Regions from separate parts of the Homo sapiens genome. Here region 1 is linked to region 2. Evidence: read pairs that join two places in POLR2A ChIA-PET (ENCODE). Cell type or tissue: MCF 10A. All regions are shown on one strand. Links, peaks and the distances in the headings refer to the core of each region. The heading gives the core; the rest is flanking DNA.

What was found. Peaks named below come from ENCODE experiments on the same cell type or tissue, not always from the same donor. Only the 100,000 strongest peaks of a DNase experiment are listed, where the experiment ranks them.
Region 1: POLR2A ChIA-PET joins it to region 2 with 10 read pairs; 1 of 35 experiments calls an interaction of 5 or more read pairs at or near these places.

The regions. Positions count from the first base shown.
Region 1 is chr3:189,506,701-189,511,107 of GRCh38, forward strand. No RefSeq gene overlaps it. Among named protein-coding and RNA genes, the nearest start is that of TP63, 120 kb to the right of the region's middle. In MCF 10A, for the core only: no CTCF peak of the experiment used is centred there; a DNase peak (open chromatin) is centred at 2,611.
Region 2 is chr3:189,456,253-189,460,659 of GRCh38, forward strand. No RefSeq gene overlaps it. Among named protein-coding and RNA genes, the nearest start is that of TP63, 170 kb to the right of the region's middle. In MCF 10A, for the core only: no CTCF peak of the experiment used is centred there; a DNase peak (open chromatin) is centred at 2,479.

The DNA.
Region 1 (4,407 bases), core at 183-4,182, 51 kb after region 2:
GATTTTATTCAGTCTTGCACTACGGCATAGACAATATTCTATACTCTCTGATATTAATGTGCCTACTTGATTTTGGAACTCTTCAGAGAACACATGGAGGTCAGTACTCATTTCATCTGGAAATCTTGCCTACTTAATGTTAAGGCAGGCACCTAAGCTGTATTTGATGCCAAGTACACAGCAAAACTTCTACCTGAAAGAATGAATAATAAAAGAAATTCAACAGCCACTGTGGAGAACAGTATGGAGGCTCCTCAAAAAACTGAAAATAAAGCTCCTGTATCATCCAGCAATTCCACTGCTAGGTATTTACCCCAAAGAAAGGAAATCAGTACACTGAAGAGATATACTCCCATGTTTATTGCAGCACTATTCACAATAGCCAAGATTTGGAATCAAGTGTCCATCAACAGATGAATGAATAAAGAAAATGTGGTACATAAACACAATGGGATATTATCCAGCCATAAAATATAAAATCCGGACATTTGCAACAACACAGATGGAAATGTAGGGCATTATGTTAAGTGGAATAAGCCAGGCACAGAAAGACAAATTTTGCCTGTACTCGCTCATGTGGGAGCTAAATTTTAAACAATTGAACTCACAGAGATAAAGGGCAAAATGACGGTTACCAGAGGCTGGGAAGGTTAGTGAGCAGGGAGGGGAAAGTGGGGATTGTAAATGGGTGCAAAAATATGGCCAGATAGAATGACTAAGATCTAGTGTTTGATAGCTCAATGAGGTGACTACGGTCCACGATCATTTATTCTATATTTTAAAACAACTAAGAGTCGAATTGGAATGTTCTCAACACATAGAAATTATAAATGCTTGAGATAATGGATATGTCAATTACCCTGATGTCATTATTATACATTGTATGCGTGTATCAAAATATCACATGTACCCAATAAATACATACATGTAACATGTACCCATTACATTTTTTAAAAATCAATGGCAGGTTTCTTATCACAGTGACATGAGTTACTTTAATAAACTCAGTAAAAAGTTTTAAAAAGAACCTCAAATCTACAATAGTTGCTGAATCTTAAACTTGTCACACGTTGAATATTAAGTGCAGAGAGTTAAGAGCTATTTTCCACTTAAATAACAACAATTGGAGGAAGTGGTGGTTATCAGTCATCTTTAGCCCTCACTTTAGTTTAATAGCCATTAGTAAAAAACAGAGATAAATTTTATAGGTGCTAATTGACCCTGCAAGAAGCCTTTGAACCTCTCCCACTAGCTTAGGACTTTTTCTTTGAAGCCTTGTTTTAACTAAAGTGTCCCAGCAAAAACCTGGGAAAAATATATGTTAGAGAAAAAGATGCAGGTACAAAACCTTTGCACTATATGAATAATTGTAAAACTATGGTTTAGTGACTGTGAGCAAAACAAACCTGACCAGTACTTGACCACAAAGGACTCCCCCAGTTACTCTAAAAGTTTTTTGAGGAAGTACTTTAGAAGATTTTGAATGTGTTATCACTCTATTCTGTTAATATTAGGAAGAGAGGAGAAAACAGCCTACATATTTACAGCACTATACAGCTTTCATAACTCATTTGATCCACATAAAAACCTTGTACGATCTGAAGATCAAATAGGTAAAATAACTCACCCAAGGTCACCCTGCCAATGAATAGAAAAATTGGAATTCAATTAAGAGAACTAGAGCAAGCTTCCTTTCACTGCACCGTAGCTGCCTTGCACATTCACTGTATCGTTGAGTTAGAGAAGTTGAATTAGAACAAGTAAGGAGATGAGGCACAAGTCTAGTCACGGAAGACCTAAGAAGAAAGTGAAGAGATTTTTTATAAGTACACTAGTCCTAAGCATTTACATTCTAGTTAAGCTCCCTGTTGACTAATATCCAAGAAAAAGCCAGGCATAATGAGAACAAAATAAAATCATACGCAAGAATCTTTATTTTGACCCAGGAATTATTCCAAGCTTGTTTCCCACCCATTTGCTTCTACCTTCTTTCTTCACTAGCTGTCCATGGTCTTCACATCATTTAGAAAGTGTGAATTTGGGAGATGGCAGAAAAAACAAAAAACAAAAAAAAGCAGTCTTCTAGAGAAAAACAGTGGGCTGGTTAGAAGATGACACCTTGGAATGGTGCAGAATTGACTTTGCCAAGGAGAAGGAGAGAAATGACTGCATTTCATCATAACTATGCTTGAAAGAATGGAGTAGATGACCCCTTACGGCCACTTCCACTTGCCAGATTTCATATGCAAACTTACTCCTTTTTTATCCCTCAGAACACTGGAAAGGTTTCAAAAGACAAGTAATCTTAGCACACTCTGTCCTTGGAGAATTGTGGATGAAAGGGGCACATAAATACCTGTTATTAGTTTCATGCAGCAATTTTAGTTGGATTTTCTTGACCCATCTCCCCTTTTGTAATATTTCTCAGGGAGTATGCATATATGTGAGAGTGTGTGTGTGTGTGTCTGTGTGTGTCTGTGTGTGTGTGTGTGTTTAAGTGGTTTTGACCTTAGGGTTCTCTTTGATTTATAGGCAGCTCTGTAAGTTATGCTGGGATGGTTTCAGAGCCTGTTTGTTCTGGCATCCCAGTAAAGCTTTGCTTCCCATGGCAACTCCAGCCTACGAAGAAAGGCCTCAGGGAAAATACAGCTTTCATTGCCAGAATGAGGCAATAGCACTTTTGGGGTGCTATTTTGTTGGGTGGTGTATTAATTCTTAAGCAACTCCACTCATGGAAAACTAAAAAAGCGTTACAGTCTGAATATTACCACAGACAGCAGCAATCTCAGTTTCTCTCAAAAAAGTTAATTGATTCCATGAGACTTTATTTAATTTGGGGTTTTTCAGGCACTGTCTGCACAGTAGCAAGATTGTGGGGCATGACCTTAATGAGTGGTTCTAACATATGCATGTTCCCTTCTAAACAGCCTTCCCATTTATAGTCTCAACTTCACAGTTTAACCTTAAGGTCAATTTTTGACTTTCACTGATGCTCTTCCCTGCTTGTATTCAAAAGGAACCTGTGCTTCTCAGTCTTGGCGTGTACATCAGAATTAACCAGGGAGCTTCCAATAAATGCCAATGCCCAGACCCTACCATTAGAGATTCTAATAGTGGTGGCATGGGGCAGGGTTTGGGTATCAATAGTTTTCAAAGGTCCCCAAGATATTTTAATGTGCAGCCAGTGTTAAGCACCGTTGATCTGGTCCATTTCCTTTGAGGTCCTGAGAAGGGAAATAATTTCCTTAAGGTCATTAAGCAAATAGGTTTATTTTTGACCACACATGTTGACTCGTGGTTGATTAAAATGCCTATGCGTAGTTAATTGTTCTCTGTTATTATCTACATAACGGTCATGCTATTTACATTGTAAATCAGGTAGTCTGTGGTAGTTGAGTCCCAAAATACAAGGTGTTGACTTCCATTGCATGTCATACCCACCAGAATCTGCCAGTTGCCATTAGGAGTGTGACTATGGCTAGGAGAGGAGAAAAAATGGTGCCAAGGTAGCAGACCTACTGCATTTCCTGACAAAATGTTTTCTGTATTGGAAAGGTGACTTATTTCCGTGGTAAAGAGTGCTCCTGGGTATTTAATGAAATTATTCTCAGTATGGCCTGGTGATGAAGATGCTCTAGTGGGCTCTGTATACTCCTGACCTTACTTCTGTATTGTTCAGCTAGGTCTAAGTGTGCCACAGAGTGTGAGACTTTGTCAGCTTTGGAAGCCAACTAGTTTATGATTATGCCAATCTTGTGCCAAGAGCTCTCAGCTTATCGGTATGTTTGTGGTTGAAGTCCCAACATAAGTACACATTTTATTTTCTGTTGTGGCTTCTGTGTGATATTTCCTAAGAGATAAAATCATTTTTGGTAATAATTTTTTCCTAACTTTTTAATGTATTTTTAACAATTTTCTATTAAAAGGCTTATTTCAACACCATAACACAAAGTCTAAATGTATGTTCTTATTTGTTTACCTTTGATTTTTTCTTTTACTGAAAAAATTAATAAATCATTTAGCTAAAATTACTGTTAATGTAATATGAATAAATTTAACTTACATAAATTTGGTTTAAATTAAGAATGTATAAGATTGATTTTATAAACCTACACACACACACACACACACACACTCACACACATGAATAAGAATGTAGCTTTCTGGAACTATAATTGTGTTCATATGAAGAATGCTACTTATAGCTGCCCAGGGACTCTACTTCTAAAGGGAAACAGATTCAGAAGCAGAAGTCTCAAAAAGAGAGAATTTACATTAACACTTGGCTTCTTATTGCCTCCATCAATACTGTTTCCCTTCCCCAAAAAACAGACAACTTCACCAAAAAGGAGGGAACTCCCTAGAACTTCTACCCTTCTACCCAGTGCCTCCAATTCTCTTTGCCCC
Region 2 (4,407 bases), core at 93-4,092:
TGTGCTTCCACGTGTACACGAGAGCCTCAGAAACTGGCTTGGCAAAGCTATTTGGCTGCTGATCTTCTGTCCAGTTTCTTTCAGCTTTACTGAAAACCACCCTTGGAGTTCTGCTCGTCCCACTCAATGCAGTCTCATCCACCATGGAGCATACTGATGGGCAAAGTTCAGACCTTGCATTATTTTTACTGAGAGCCTAGCAGAGGAGCAATAACAAATAGGTATACAACTGACCAAATGTTGAGATAGGATACGATCCGTGCCCTTCCTTAGAAGGCAAAAGGCAAAAGGGTTATGGGGTTCAGAAGACAAGGAACATACTTCTGGCCTAAGAGACGTGTAATAAAAAAGAGGTCATTTAAGCTGCACCTTGGAGAATGGAATCATGTTTTAATAAGAAAGGTGTGGAGAAATAGGGCAGGACACACTACTCAAGTTAGCAGTGTTACAAAGGTATCTGCATGGGTGGGGACCATTTTTGGATAATAATGTGCAGTTTCACTTAATGGCGGGACATTCAGTTTAAATGGCTGATTGTGTCAAACTATAGAAAGCCTTGAACACCAGCATTTTAAAAATGGACTACATGGTAAATACTAGAGATCCTTTAGGTGTTTCTGATTAGAGGTGTGGCATGATTAGAAAGGAGCATGTGCACGGTGAAATAGACCAGGGAGCACACTTTAAAAAGTTACGGTATTTGTCCAAGTTAGTGATGATGAGGCCTAAGCATTATAGGGGTGGGTATTGTGAACAGAAATGCTGCTGGACTTGGCCATTGATTAACAAGGGGAGTCCAAGAAAAGAAATCAGAGATGAGCTGGAATTTTTGAGCCAAGTTAACAAGGCAAATGTTGGCAGAGTTGGGAAAGCCAGGGAGGTATGGAGGAAGTATTTTATGATGGAAAGTGATTTCATTGGTGTGGGTCAAACTGATCTTCCAGAACACAGCGGGGATGTTGATTAGCTGGTTAGAAAAGGAAGCTACAAACGGAAATCCCAGTTCTGGTTAAAAATTCCTAAGTTGGTGATCATCACCGTTAGGTGGTTACTGAAGCTGTTACGTGTGCATTAGAGGTAGGCAGTGAAGAGTGAGTAAAGAGGAAGGGCTTGTCTGCCTAAAGCCTTCCTGACTCTCTGGTTGGTAGACCTGGCCTGCAAATATAGAAGCACAAATTCGTGGGTTTCTTGGATTCATTAGCACTAGTGAGTAGTCCGTTACAAAGCTCCAACAGTTGGTTTGGATCTGAGTGTGACCACAGGAATCTGATCTAGGCCATAGTAAGTCCCAGAGGTCAACTCCACCGCAGAGAGGGCCTGGAGTGGGGGCCCCCTCAACTTCACTTTGCCCCCTCTTAAATGTAATCAGGTTCTAATTATAAAATTGTAGTGCTGAAAGCATAGTTTCATACATATTTACTAGAGAGTGATGCAACTACCGATGCTTTGTAAGTTATAAATTATTATACCATTATTATTATTGTTGTAGATAGTATAAAGAATAACCATAATGTAGATGACAGGTCACTGAAAACGAAGTCTTGACAATAAATCTATTCAACCCTCCTGCTAGACGGTTGGGGACCTTGGGACTCAGGGAGGGAAACAGCTCGCCCAGATGTTATACGGAGCCCGGAGCAAAGCCCAGACTGCTGGGCTTCCAGTCAAGTGTTCTTTCCTTTTTCATTTAAGTGAATTCCTCGCTTCACCCTACTTTTTTGCAATCAATTTAACATGATATAATATTAGTCAAGATATGTCTCATTTCTTCGGTTTTACTTTTAGCTCTAAGTTTGAGGGCATTTTGGGAAAGTTACCAGCAAGTTGGAAAATGGGAAACTACTTAAAAATAGCAGAAGGTTAAAAATAATACAACTGAAGTTGATTGAGTATTTAATTTTGTAAAGTTTCTGAGACAGAGCTGGATCAGAAGGACTGTGTTCTCTAGCACCTCACAGTTCTTGTTGGGCTTCAGACAAGCAAACAGCTTGGGCAAAGCTGAATTTGATAAGAATTATCCTGGAAAAATAAACAAATATAGCATTTTTGGTTCTGTTCACTTCCTGAATGGATAAAAAACTGTGGACATTCCATGACATGCAAGGAAAGAAAAGAGGGAATCTTTGGCAGGCCGTTTTTCTATAGTACTAGTCATTCTAGGTCAATGTATTTTAAAAATTGTATAATGTATGTTAAGAAGGGAAACAAATCTCTCTGTCTCATCTGTCTTTACACATTCTCAGACTCCAGCAGCCTTCACAGTAGATTCGAGGATAGGTGGATGGAAGCATCCTATGACCCAGCACACCCAGGACAAGAAACTACAGGGTTTTTGGACCACTGCCAAGCTGTGAGATGAACCTGATAGGGTTCCTAAATAACAGCATGCCCTCAGCCTCAGGCCTGACTTCATGCTATTCCAGTCGTGTGACCTGTCTCCTCCAGTGATCTAAGATAACACTTATCGCGGTCTGCCTTGGAATCAAGTTACTTGTGTGTGTGCCTGCTTTTTCCACTAAATGAATGAGCGATGACCATGACTTACTCAACTCTATCCCCCAGAGCACTTGGCACAAGCCCTGGCACTCAGTACGTTCCCAGTAAGTGTGCAGGGTCGGCTGGGATTTTGGCAGGGCTCCTCATTTCTCGTTGGTAAAATCTATGGTTCTTCTTGCCCAATTTGAGAAGGATAAAATGCACATTTTGTTAAAAATCCTGGATCTGATTGCAGAGTCCAGGACTCTAAGAGAAATACGGATCTGTAATTTACTGTCTGTGAAGCTCTGTGCCATTCCTTTTCTCTTGCACACCTGTTTTTCTGTAGGTCATAAATATGTACTGTTAATGCAGTTCTTGCATTTTATGATTCTTTCATTTTGTAAGGTAAATTCACATGTAAAATTCCTTTTGGTTCAATTTCTCTTTATCTCTGCTCATCCTTGACACAATAATATGTAAAATAGTAAGTGGTTGTTCTATATTTAAAAAGATATATTCAAAAGAAAATTAAACAGTGGAATAGAAGAGAAAGAACACAGCACTGTTATTCAATGAGAATAATCATTCATTTATTTGCTGTTACCTTTTAGGTCTGAATGAAAATTTCCTTATATTTGTTTCCTATTACAACCCTGAAGTGAACTTTGCAAATTTCGATGGGCAGATAAGGAAGCAGCTTGAGGAGGTTAAGAAATTCACTGAAATCACAAAACCAGTCAGTAGTAGACTCGGAATTCCAATGCAGACTGACCTTCTACTACACTGCTCTGTACTTTCCAAACACTTCAAGCAAATCACTTAGCACCTCTGGGTCTCACTTTGGCTGTAAAATGGAATTAATAACATTTTATAGCATTCATGGAAAATTAAAATCATATATGTAAAACAGCAACTATTTTGGAAATCTGAAAAAGCTAAGCCAATCTCAAAAATAATTGCATTACTAAATAACTAGGGTAGTAGTCCCAACAACCAAATCCTGCTTTGAAATAAAAGTGAAATTGGAAAACTGTTGATCTCAATAATAATAAGTTGACAGTACTGACTGTGCTTGATACCTTGTGATGTTACATCCCTACATCAGATTCTTATATTGTATTTCTTATGAGTACAAGCTTACTCTCTTGCAGAATTAGAAAGGTTAGGAGAAAAAATAAAATGAAGAAAATCTAAATGTTATTCCTTGATTATCCTTTGATTGGGAAGTTAGTAAACATTTTCAAAATGATAATCCTTACAAGGATTCAGTGAAGCTGGAGCTCTCATATATAATTTGTAGCAATAGAAAATTCTTTTGTAATTTAATTTGTCAATATTATCAGATGACAGTGTTTGTACATGCACACTTCTGAACCACTAATTATTTCTTTAGTAATGTATAGTAAGGTGGGGTAATAATTTTGGAAATATATAAATATGCTTGTCTCTTTTGTGTTTCCATGTATCTGATTTTCATCCAAGTCAGCCTGAAGCATCTATCTACTCTTTCTGAGGATGCAGGGCAGGGAAGTTCAGAGGGAAAATAGAATTGTAATAACATGAAGGCAGAGTGAAAAAGATAGTACTCAGTTTTTGGCAAACAAAATAGGAATTTTATGTGCACAGGAAGATAATTAAATTTAAAGCAAGGCTCATTAAGAGAGAGAAATGTCTTCTAAAATCCCTAATCTCCTCCTTTAACTTGAAAGCCTGTCTAAAATCCCTAATCTCCTCCTTTAACTTGAAAGCCTGAATGACTTGGTCATAACATTTTGTTTAAGGCAAATAATGATCATATAGAAAGAGAGAGAGGAGAAAGCCCATTTCTGCCAGTCCCAGTGATTACGAGAGGAAGAGGAGAAACCAAGATCAGATACCATGCTTCTCTTCTCCATATTGGTGACAAACTATATTGTTGCTTGCAAAGAG